Regions from separate parts of the Homo sapiens genome. Here region 1 is linked to region 2. The links are chromatin contacts, found by Hi-C or POLR2A ChIA-PET in ENCODE. All regions are on one chromosome and are shown on one strand. The core of a region is the stretch at or near the end of the contact, and the rest is flanking DNA. Distances in the headings are between cores, read along the strand shown.

Evidence for each region. A loop is a pair of places that touch in the nucleus more often than their neighbours do. ChIA-PET counts read pairs that join two places held with the same protein, here RNA polymerase II (POLR2A). Pooled maps may share reads with other maps.
Region 1: a loop to region 2 is called in a map of transverse colon, with 2.9 times the contacts of the local background. The contact joins the enhancer-like site here to the promoter of LINC01348 in region 2. A Hi-C loop is called at or near these places in 4 of 168 maps with a recorded cell type or tissue (DLD1, astrocyte of the cerebellum, endothelial cell of hepatic sinusoid and 1 more) and 3 of 50 pooled maps. POLR2A ChIA-PET finds 5 or more read pairs at or near these places in 2 of 52 experiments (OCI-LY7 and activated CD4-positive, alpha-beta T cell).

Annotation. Positions count from the first base shown.
Region 1 is chr1:234,820,891-234,827,253 of GRCh38, forward strand. The region is part of intron 2 of LOC107985365 (a long non-coding RNA gene); the gene reads right to left. Among named protein-coding and RNA genes, the nearest start is that of LINC02961, 64 kb to the left of the region's middle. Within about 2 kb of position 2,966, at least 2 of the 41 ENCODE cell types and tissues checked have a DNase peak (open chromatin) inside an H3K27ac peak, as active enhancers do; they include transverse colon, where a contact is called at or near this core.
Region 2 is chr1:235,065,566-235,071,729 of GRCh38, forward strand. LINC01348 (long intergenic non-protein coding RNA 1348) reads right to left here and starts at 4,253. Exons shown (of 4, transcript NR_027454.2): 1 at 3,839-4,253; 2 at 2,731-2,937; 3 at 2,141-2,378; 4 at 1-48.

The DNA of each region.
Region 1 (6,363 bases), core at 1,716-4,215, 250 kb before region 2:
GACTCACTGGGGAAGGTGAGGTATGTCCCTGTGTCCCAAGAGGAAGAGGGCAAGAATGAAGAGTGTACAAGAAATATGAATTGCCAAGAGACTCTAGACAGTGCAGGAACACAGCTGCAGAGGCCCCCTGGAGAGAAGCCCACCATCCTCCCCTCCCAGGGACTGACACGGCAAAGGTATAGATGGCTTTGCACCCATCCCCCACTATCTGGCTCCTGCAGGAACCCTGACCAGGGAAAGCTGACTTCAGAGAAGGCAAATATGCCAAAACCCATGTTACAGAGACATTCGCGTGGTATCTCACCTACTTGTGCAGGCAGAGAAAGACTTGGCATCTCTCCCAAGCTGTATTCTTGACTCACTCTATGAATGAGGGCCTCCGATTTTCCACCTATTAAATGGGATAATAATTCTTGACATCTACTTGCTTCACTTGAACACTATGAATATAAAATTTTTCCCAAGTGCTTTGAGCTCACATTAAAAGGCTCTACCTAAACATTAGTGCACTCACTGCTGGATTTTCTTGGACACCAATCAACTTAAGTGGATAATAATAAATTCCTCTGCCTATCTTTGTTGAGAGATTAAAAGAGGGAGAATCCCACAAGACCTTGCTTCTAGAATCCTCTGCTCTATAAAGTCTCTTAGGAAAGGAGTGTGAGGATGCACTCAGATGCAAGAGGTGTCTAGAATTGTTTGGTTTTAGAAATCTCCTTCCCTGAGCCATCTGGACTAAAGCATATGGCACAGAAGAATGAGGATGGAGTTGGGTAATACTTTGGGACCATGGGCAGACATAGAGTAGATTCCAGGTTCATTTACTCCCTCACGTGTTCATTTATTCCATACAATTTTGCAGAGCTTTTTTCATGGGCTTCCTGCAAAGCATCTAACCGCCAACCCCAGCGTCTGGTTGTCACTGTCTGGCCGCAGAACCAGCTTTCCCTGGCTGGACCTGTCTTCAGAGTCAGGTTGCTTGCCTTGCAGCCCCGCACCCACTCACATTCTCCTTGCTCTCTAGGTCCATGGGGTGAGATCGCTGACTGACAGAAGGAAGCTGTTCTCTGGGGTGTGCGTGACCCAAAGACCAATGGAGGGAGGAAGAATAGATGCTCCAAATGGCCACTGCACTTCTCCAATGTCTGAAGGTGAGATTTCCATAGGGGCGAGGTGTACAGTGATCTTGTCCAGCTAAAGTTTCCCACCTCCCTAAGGAGTTTGTAAGTTTCTCAAGCGTAACGATCTGAATTCTCTTATCCTGAAGGACTGTTCACACAGTAGGAATGTGTTGAATGCAACTGAATAAATGATTTAGGCCATAAATTTGAGGACTGGATCATTCCCTTTAAGCTCCTGGTGGGTTAGGCAGATGCCAGAGAGGCTTCCCTTGTTCTTCCATAATATGTTGGCTTGCAGTTCTTTATTTTAACTAAAAGTGAAAGGCACAGATCAGAACAGCAACAAAGATGCTGCCCTTGAAGACTCAATCCTGTTAAATTCACCCCAAGCAGTGCCTCGTTTAAATGGGCTGCCACTTACCAGGGTTTGTAAAACCAAGTTCAGAAAGAACCAGAATGGAAATGCCCCCTCGGATCCTGAATTTCTTCCTTTCCCGCTCAGGGGTTTAAAGAGGCCCGACACTGACAGAGCTTTCGAAGCCTTTCCTGCTCTCTGGGACTCACCTGAGTTTAGTCACGTTTCTGTTGGCGTAAGGAAAAGCATTTTGCAACCACATCCACCCAATGATAGGATGGGAGGCCTCTCCACATAGTGAGGGTGGACCCTGTGTTTGCTGCAAAGGCTGTGCCACTGTCCACGTGGGATGCTGTAAAAGGGACTTCCACCTGGGTGGGCGGTGACATCAGCAGACCCCTAGGGTCTTTTCCAACTCAAAGCTTCTTTAATCATATGGTTTCAAGGCCAGGCACGGTGGCTCACACCCGTAATCCCAGCACTTTGGGAGGTCGAGGTCAAGAGTTCGAGACCAGCCTGGTCAACATGGTGAAACCCTGTCTCTACTAAAAATACAAAAATTAGCTGAGTGTGGTGGCTTGCACCTGTAGTCCCAGCTACTCGGGAGGCTGAGGCAAGAGAATTGCTTGAACTTGGGGGGCAGAGGTTGCAGTGAGCCTAGATCATGCCACTGCACTCCAGCCTGGGCTACAGAGACAGACTCCATCTCAAAAACAAAAACAAAAACAAAAAAAAAATCCTATGGTTTCAGGTAATGGGACTCTGGAAAGAATGGTGGCAGGACATAGGCTCTGAACCTGCAAGAAAGAATGATGGCTTGAGAAACAGAATTGATTTGATGTTGGGGGCCATCCTTACTAACAGGTCCCCCATGAGCAAGCTAATCCAATTCACGAGACAGAAGCTGGTCATTTGGATAGCTAAAAAAAAAAAAACCATCAACCATGACCCAGTTTCAGTGACAGTGCACAGTAATGGCCTCAATTAGGCGGAAATTGCTGGCGCTCCTGTTCTGCTTCTCCATGCTCATCCTCCTGAGCACTTTGCACCTTGATGGCGATGTGCGGTTGGTACACAATGTGTGTGAAAGGCGCTGGCATAAAAGTGGTTTTATGGCTGTAGCTTGGGTTTGTAAGCAGAGCAAACAGAAAAAAAACTCAGGAATAAAAGGGGCAATAAAATAATTACATAACGCTTTGAACTCACACTAAATACCACCTTTATTTCAAAGCTCTCAATGTGTTTTACAGGCAAGTTTAGAACTGTAGTCGAATCCCCTTTTATCACAGAGGAAACTGAGTCACTGTGCAGCGAGGGCTGGAGGGCATACAGGGTTTGTTACAAGGGAGGACTCTCGGAGACACCCCCAATAGAAGCCCTTCAGGGAGCGGGCCAGCGGGAGAGCACCCCCGACCACACCTTTGTTCTGCATTTATATGTACAGATTCTTATCCCTACGTATAAATTCTACCCACACATCCCGAGCCATGTCTGAGCCCCTTGACTCTGGCATTAACAATAGGAATAACAACACTTACCAGTTTTGATGCCTACCATACATCAGGCACTGCTTCCCCTACACCTCACTACCATCTGTGAGGTTGCTGTTATTATCCTCATTGTGTAAATGGAGACAATAAGAGGTTCAATGCTCTGGCCAGGTGACACCCCACACCCTCCAGCCCCAAACACACACACACATACCAGAGGTGGCCTCAGAGCACACACTTTCCTTACCACGGACACCTGCTTCCAAAATTAAAGAACCAGATTAACATTTTTCCAAAGAAGCCAGAAACTTCTATTTATCCCTCCAGTCTTCATTTCAGAATACGGAGAAGACCAGGACAGATTCTGACAGGCTTCCCTTAGAGTTGAAGAAAACAGTTTGGAAGACAAACAGCTAAAAAAAACAAAACCATGAGGTGAGCTGGACAGGCATTCTAAGATCTTAACTGTAAAGAGCTCCATAAAAGTTATAAGAGATTGTTAAATAATGGAGAGAATTCCAGAACTCCAAAAATATTACTATAGAGTGTTCAAATGAGGAAGAAGAATTTTTTTTTTTTTTTTTTTTTTGAGATGGAGTCTTGCTCTGTCACCCAGGCTGGAGTGCAGTGGCGCGATCTCGGCTCACTGCAAGCTCCGCCTCTCGGGTTCATGCCATTCTCCTGCCTCAGCCTCTTGGGTAGCTGGGACTACAGGCACCCGCCACCAAGCCCAGCTAATTTTTTTGTATTTTTAGTAGAGACGGGCTTTCACTGTGTTAGCCAGGATGGTCTCGATCTCCTGACCTCGTGATCCGCCCACCGAAGAATTTTAAAGTATTTATTGTTCTTAGATTTTGTGTGTGTGTGTGTGTGAGTGTATGTGTGCTTACTATTCAAAATTTGAAAACCGTCCCATTGAATGTATTTTAATTGTCTAATATGGGAACAACTCAAGAGTGACAAGATTACATGTCACTGACACAAGAACTACCCACTGTGGATTCTGCGGGACTCAATCACTCCTTCTAGGGCATGGCCACAGACCCCCCTAGCTCCAAGGGAACTCTGGCTAGCTACTCATCAAACCCGCTTCCCTTTCCTCCTGGGCAAGCTGGGCTCTATTTCCCAGGCTATTTGCAGTTGAGCATAGCCATGTGACTGGGTTCCGGCCAATTTTCCCTCTACCAGCGATCTGTAAAACTTCCTGGGCCGGTCATGGTGGCTCACACCTGTAATCCCAGCACTTCGGGAGGCTGAGGTGGGTGGATGACCTGAGGTCAGGAGTTCAAGACCAGCCTGGTCAACATGGTGACACCCTGTCTCTACTAAAAATACAAAATTAGCCAGGTATGGTGGCGCATGCATGTAATCCCAGCTACTTGGGAGGCTGTGGCAGGAAAATCGCTTGAATCTGGGAGGCAGAGATTGCAGTGAGCCGACATCTCGCCACTGCACTCCAGCCTGGGTAACAAGAGTGAAACTCCATTTAAAAAAAAAAAAAAAAGAGCTTCCTGGGCAATTCTCCACTGTCTTTCACTACCATCTGTCTCCTGGAGGTCAACACCTGGGGGATCTAGAAAACATACATCAAGGACGACAGAGCCTTCATCTGCCTGGAACATGAGGGGCTGGTTGGAACAGGACCCCTTTCCCATTCCCTGCTGCTGATTAAATGTGACTGATTTGGTGTTGAGAGCCATCCTAACTAATAGGTCCAACATGTGCAAGCTAATCCAATTCATGGGGTAGAACCTGATCATTTGATTGCTTAAAAAAAAAAAAAACTAACCACAGAACAGTTTCAATGACAGTTATAACATGTTATAAAATGTTATAATAGCCAGCATTCCCTTCACTAACAGAGTAATTTAGAGATAAGAATCTACCCTCTCCAGGAAGGTGAAAAGTTTCATGATCTTCTCCCCCCATTGCACAGTAGAAAGAAGCCAGAGGTGCAGAGATACTCTGTCATTTTCTTTGTTGAATTGGTGGACTGTGATAAAACTCAGCTTCTTCAGTACCCTTTCTGGAGGCTCTAGGCTGAGGATGACAAATTGGTTTTGTCTTGAAGCCACCTGCAAATGATTGCTAGTCACTGCCTGCACTGAGACGGATTCTGAGGCCAAGTCGAGGCTTAGCAGGAAAGAATACTGTGACCTACACGCCTTCTCAGCCAAACGCACAGAACAGGAATGGCCACATATGTGCTCGTGTCAGCCAGTGTTCCTGGGGGCTTGTCCACGGGCAGATTCCTTCATAATCCCTTGGGATGCTTGCAATAATTCCATCTCCGAGCCCTCACCCTCACCCTCTCAAGGTTTACTGAATTAAAATCTTTGGGCGTGGACCCTGGAAATCTGCAGTTGTCTCGACTTTTTGTGGAATTTTGATGTAGAGTCAGCTTTGGAAACCACCTAGGAGCCTGTAGGCTCCTGCACGGGCACTGCAGCAAGGTAGCAGCAAAGGTGGGCTGTCTTTACCACCAAGACCGGGTAAATTAGGGATAATAATAACACCTGCCTCATAAGGATGGTGGAAAAATTAAAGGAGATTTTACATAATAAGCACTCAACAAATATTAGCTTTTATTATGTTATCTTCTTCTAAGAGTCTGTAAGAGGCCTTTTGCCCACGGCCATGAGCACAGGTAAAAACACCGTTTTCTAAGATTTCCAGATGGACAGCACCATCACATGCCCACATAGCGTGGATACAGCAACATCCAGGGCTCGGGCGCGGGCATAGTGTTTGCTCCCTATTTACGGCTGTAAGCAGCCTCACCTCAGCTTCACATCCAAGCTGGCTAAGAACCCTGGACAAAGAGAATCTGTTGAGAGGAGCTTAGAGGAAGACAGGAGGTGAGTACACAGAGATGCTGACTTAGTCAAGACCATCATGGTTACAGTGCCGGGCAGTGCTGCTGGTAATGGTGACAGTGGTACAGGTGGTCTCAATGTGATGTGATAGTGGCTTGCCAACCGATATTGTTGATGTGGGTTCAGGGCTGCAGGAGAACAATGAGCTAGACCTTCCTCTAGCCTCACATCCTAAACTTTACTGCCTTTCTTTCTTACGGCATTTTCACCATCTCTGTTTATCAATGGTCACACCCTAGCTCTGGGTGCTCATCTCTCAATAATATGATGAGAGAGGATGGAAAAGGAAAATCTCTCTCATTTTCCAACTCATACCCATGAAGATACAAATAAACAAAACTCCTGACTCTTGTGAATGTCACCAAGAAAAAAATTAGTTGGAAGACTAGCCAGTAACTCACAAGTCAACCCAGAAGTTTCTGGACATGAACAGGAAGCAAAGCATACCAGGGGTTGGCAGCTTTCACCACAGCTGAGCTCTTGCACTGTCCAATCTGATGATGAAGTGCTTCCCTGAGACC
Region 2 (6,164 bases), core at 3,003-5,502:
GGTCAGGAGTTTGAGGCCAGCCTGGCTAACACGGTGAAACCCGGTTGTCTACTAAAAATACAAAAAAATTAGCAGGGGGTGGTAGTGCATGCCTATAATCCCAGCTACTCAGGAGGCTGAGGCAGAAGAATCGCTTGAACTTGGGAGGCAGAAGTTGCAGCGAGCCCATATCACACCACTGCACTCCAGCCTGGGTGACAGAGCTAGACTCCATCTCAAAAGAAAAAAAATAAAAAAATAAAAATCTCTTTTTTTTTTCTTTGAGACAGGGTCTGTGGCCCAGGCTGGAATGCAATGGTGTGATCATAGCTCACTGCAGCCTCAAATTCCCAGGCTCAAGTAATCCTCCCACCTCAGCTTCCCAAGTAGCTGGGACTACAGGTGCGTACCACCATGCCCAGCTAAGGTAAAAGCATCTTTAGAGAAATAAACTAATTCTAAGTGTACTCTAATCATACCTTTCCATATGATACATACATTTATTGATTATACAGCAAATGCCTTGGGGAGAAAAGATTCCCTGGATCTGGCAACACTGAATTATTTCACTGAGATTCCTCAAAACCATGAAAACAATCAGTTTCAGCTGATAAATACATGAAATGTCAAACACTATGAAGATTTCGACTATCCCTACTTAGAATAATCAAAATCAACCAGGTGCGGTGGCTCACGCCTATAATCCCAGCACTTTAGGAGGCTGAGACGGGCGGATCATGAGGTCACGAGATCGAGAATATCCTGGCCAACATAGTGAAACCCTGAAACCCTGTTTTCTTTTATTTTTTATTTTTTTTAGATGGAGTCTCTCTCTGTTGCCAGGCTGGAGTGCAGTGACGCAATCCCGGCTCACTACAACCTCTGACTCCCCGGTTCAAGTGATTCTCCTGCCTCAGCCTCCTGAGTAGCTAGGATTATAGACATATGCCACCATGTCCAGCTAATTTTTGTATTTTTAGTAGAGCCGGGGTTTCACCATGTTGGCCAGGATGGTCTCGATCTCCTGACCTCGTGATCCACCCACCTCGGCCTCCCAAAGTGCTGGGATTACAGGCTTGAGCCACAGCGCCCAGCCTACCCTGTTTCTACTACTAATATATACAAAAATACAAAAATTAGCCAGGTGTGGTGGCACGCGCATGTAGTCCCAGCTAGCTACTTGGGAGACTGAGGCAGGAGAATCACTTGAACTTGGGGGGCGGAGGTTGCAGTGAGCCAAGATCGCGCCACTGCACTCCAGCCTGGGCGGATGAGCAAGACTCCATCTCAAAAAAAGAAGAATCAAAATCTGTGAAAACATAACATAGATAGCTGCTCATCTGATTAAAAGGCTCTCTGCTTTCATGTCCTATTCTTACAAACTCAAGAACTTGACACAAACTTCAACCTCCAAATAGAGAAGCAGCTCCACTGTACAGAGCCAAGTAAAAATGCCTTTGGTGGCTGGGCACAGAGGCTCACACCTGTAATCCCAGCACTTTGGGAAGCCAAGGGGGAAGGATCACTTGAGGCCAGGAGTTCAAGACCAGCCTGGGCAACATAGTGAGACTATCTCTACAAAAAAATGAAAAAGTGAAAAAAAATTGCCTTTGGAGACAGAAGTTTGAGGGCATTTTGAAGACTTTTATGTGCGGAGAAATTTCAAGCTTGAAAGATCAAAAGGCAAGAAGAAATAAATATATCCAGTATTTTGAAGGATCAAGGGATCAAACTGCTCATTTGACCAACTGGAGACTTACAAGAGCATTGGAATGTGGGTCGGATCCAATGTGGATAAACTCAGCTATGGGCTTTTAAACCCATTACCCACTGGGAACAGGATTCTGAAGGCAAATGGCAGGTGTGTGAATAGGTGTAGGGCCCACATGATAGGCCCTGTCTGGCAAACGCCCAATGGCATGCTACACCAAATGAAGAAAACAGACGTGAGTTCCCTGTCTCATGGATCCCCTGGGTTCACACTGCAGGGCACATTGCAAAGGAATGAGAGCACCCACCACTGCAAAGGGAATACCAGAGCTTGGGCCAGAGGGCAGCACAGTAGCCCTCCCACTGCTTATGAAGAGGAGGTTAAACTTCCCCACCAGAAGCCCTGGGGCAAGAGAGAGGACTAGACGGGAGGAGGGGAAAAGCGTGTCACCTGGCACCGATGACAGACTCGTCAGCGAGAGCCAAACCAAGCCCTTCAGTGAGTCACACAAACTGTGGAGTTTGAACTGAACATCTACAAGGAGCGTGGAGGCTGAGCTTCTCAAGAGTCCTGCTTGCTGTGCCAGGAGCATTCCTGTGGTCCTGTCAGGGTGCCTGGGTGGGGCTTCACTCTGGGCTCCAGAAGCTACTGCTCAAATGCCGCATCCTCTCAGCAGGACAACCAAAAGCTGGGGAGAGGAAAGGGAGAAGACTCAAGGGAACATGACCCTGACTTCCCAGAAGGATGAAGCCACAGATGCCACCGCACCTGGCTGGGAGCCAAAAGTCATGACGTGATGTGGGAGCAAATTCCAGAAACTCTTGGGCAGGAGCTGAGGGCTTGAGTGTCCAAATGAGATACAGCCTCCTCTTCCTGATCCCATTCTTTTCCTCTTCGAAAGGTTCTTTGTGCATTTTAAATTCAAAGGAAGGGTTTGGACAAAAGGGAGGCTGTTCCATCCAGAAAGCGCATACTTGTCAGAACAAGCCGTCTGCCAGGGCGTCTGGCAGGGAAGGGCTGGGGGCCACGGGCTGACTTACCTGAAGTCCTCGGGCAGTGGCAGGGGCCCAGAGCACCTCCCCACTGTGAATCAGAAGGAGGGCATTCCTCCACTGTTACCAGCATCTCCATCTCCACCAAAACAAGCCAAGCCTTTCCCTTTCCCACGTTCCTGGGTCGAGAAGCAGGTGTGGTCCTTTGCAGCAAGTTGACATCAACGAAAAACACATTCCTTGGCCCTTCGATTCCTATTGACACACGCAGTTTCTGAGGCTGAGTTACACCTGACCTCTGGGTCAGTCCCTGTTTACTCATCCGCACAACCCACTCATTTATCAGATAATGACCCAGCCCTTGGATGTGACTCCTGCTCGGCCCCAGGAGGAGTGGGCAGTGTGTCAGGGAGACCTCCCTCAAGGGGCTCGCAGGCTGCCCCGCACTGGCGATGGCACCCAGGAGGACCTTTGCATGGTATCTACTCATATAAAACATGCCCCTCCTGACCCCCGCCTCCTCTTCATTTATTTCCTTGCATTTATTCATTCATTCAAAGGATAGATATTGGGTTCCCCTGGTGCCAGGCTCCACAAAAACTTTTCAGGGGAGCGAGGTCCAGTGGCTCACACCTGTAATCCCAGTGACACTAGAGGCTGAGGCAGAGGAATCCCTTGAGTCCAGGAGTTCAAGACCAACCTGGGCAATATAGTGAGACCCCACGTCTACAAAAAAAAAAATTGAGACAGGGTCTTACTCTGTTGCCAGGCTGGAATGCAGTGGTACGATCTCAGCTCATTGCAGACTCAATCTCCTGGGCTCAAGTGATCCTCCCACCTCAGCCTCCACAGTGGCTGGCACTGCAGGTTCACACTACCACGTCCAGCTAATTGTTGTATTAAAACAATTTTTTTAAATTAGCCAAGCATGGTGATGCACACCTGTAGTCTTAGTTACTCAGGAGGCTGAAGCAGGAGGATCACTTAAGTCCAGAAGTTTGAGGCTGCAGTGAGCTATGATTGTGCCACTGCACTCCAGCCTGAGCGACAGAGCAAGACTCTGACTCTAAAATAAATAAATAAATCAGAATAGAAAAGTGTGGAGGATGTAATGGTGAACCAAAGCTGGCATGATTCCATCTCCCACATAACTTACCTTTCAGTAAGAGAAGACATCAGAAGCAAGCAAGCGAATAAATAAGCCAGATAGGTTCTGTGAATAAGAAGGGCCTCGGAGAACATCAAGACTGGGAGAGGGGCTTAGTCCTCTCTGAGGAAGGGACGCAGGCCTTAGGGATGAAGGGCAAGCACATTTCAAGCTCGGTCCCCTGAGGAGGGGAGCCCAAAAGGAAGCCGTGATGGGGGGTTCGAGCTGCCGGTGTGAAATGGAAGGCTCAGCCAGACGAGGCATGTCCTCGCTCATCAGACACAGGCACGCTCTGGCCCAGAGCAGGATGGCCTCGGGCCTGGCCTCCACCCATGGGGCTTCCTCCTCTGAGGCAGAGAACTTTGAAAAGAAGTCACCCACGTGGCTTGCTTCTAACTCTCCCAGAAAGGCAGCAAATGTGGCTTGTTATACTAGGGAGAGAGGCCGTCTCGGTGAGGACACTCTGGTGGCTCACGATTGGCCTGATTTCCTCAGATGACGCTGGATGGTCAGAGGCCGCTGACCCTCCAGTCCCTGTCCCCTAGGGACCCCGGCCAGCGTCAGTGGCCGGTCAGCTCCTGCCAACGCCTCCTGGAAACTGCACCGTTGCCCCACTCGTGGGTAAGACCCCATGTAGTCCTTGAGCTCTTTTTCTCAGGAGGGGCTGATGCATGCACGGCCAGGGCCCTGGGCCTGGCTGCCCAGCTCATCCTCGCTTCCAGAAACTCCCCTTCTCCCTGCTGCATGGGACTGGTGCCAGGCTGCATCGTGGTTTGGCTTGGGAGCAGCGTGCCTCCCTCCTGAACGTCGCAGCTCCGTGTGCTTCCCGAGGTGACGAATGACCTTGATTCACATTGGTGAAGTAATGGCTTTCCTCCTCAACCTTCTCATCCATTAGTCACGTTGCAACACGGCCCTGCATGGCACAGAATGCATTCCCAGGAGCCAGCTCAGGGAATTGCAAACACCTGCCAGGCTCGGCTTACCAAACTCACAGTCACACAGTCAGCCCAGGTGCCCGGAACTGCCTTGGCCCGCTGCCACCAAAGGCCCCACAGCAGGGACTTGGGAAAGTCTGAGAGCAAAGGCCAAGGACTGGAGCTTAGGTCCAGGTCTCCCCTTGCTCCGTAACTTTGGGCAAATGACTTAACCTCTCTTAGCTTCTGCATCTATACATCGCCAATAACGCTACGAGCACTGGGGAAAAGCAAATGAGAAAGTGGCTGCAGAAGTATTTTGTAAGCTGTTATAAAGCACCAGACAAATGACAGTGGTTCAGTCCCATGGAAAAACTGGTCACAATGGGTGACCGCTGGGTCATTACCCAAGGAGTTTTTTGTTTGTTTGTTTGTTTGTTTGTTTGTTTCTTGAGACAGGGTCTTGCTCTGTCACCCAGGCTGGAGTGCAGTGGCACAATCACGGTTCACTGAAGCCTCAACCTCCTGGGCTCAGGTGATCCTCCCACCTCAGCCTCCTGAGGAGCTGGGACTGCAGGTGCATACCACCACACCTGGCTAATAATTTTATTTTTTGTACTTGATCTTAGCTAAAAGGCTGAGAAGTGATATAATTTTATCTTTTGTAGAGATGGGGTCTTACTGTGCTGCCCAGGCTGGTCTCAAATGGCTGGGCTCAAGGGATCCTCCTGCCTCAACCTTCCAAAGTGCTGGGATCACAGGCATAAGTCACCAAGCCCAGACACCTAAAGATGGCTCATTTCTATGAGGAATAGAAATGATGTCCCTGAATCCATTTCTGGGACATGGAAAGACATAACACAATGTTTCTAGTACAGGTTGAATATGCTTCTCATTTAAATACCTAGGGGGCTAGGCACAGTGGCTCATGCCTGTAATCCCAGCAATTTGGGAGGCCCAGGCAGGAGGATCACTTGGGGCCAGGAGTTCAAGACCAGCCTGGGCAACAGGGCAAAACCCTGTCTCTACTAAAAATACAAAAATTAGCCGGGCGTAGTGGCGCATATCTGTAATCCCAGCTACTCAGGTGGTTGAGGCACAAGAATCACTTGAACCCAGGAGATGGCGGTTGCAGTGAGTCGAGATCACACCACTGCACTCCAGCCTGGGTAACGGTGCAAGACTCCATCTCAAAAAATAATAAACAGCTTGGGAATCACAGTGTTTTGGAGTTTGCATTTTTTTGGATTTTGGAATATTTGCATAATATGCTTATCAGTTGAGCATCCCAAATCCAAAAATCCAAAATCCGTAATGCTCCAATGAACATTTCCTCTGAACATCAGGCTGATGCTCAAAAAGTTTCAATTTCTGGAGGATTTCGGGTTTTTGGTTTGGAATGCTCAACCTATATATCA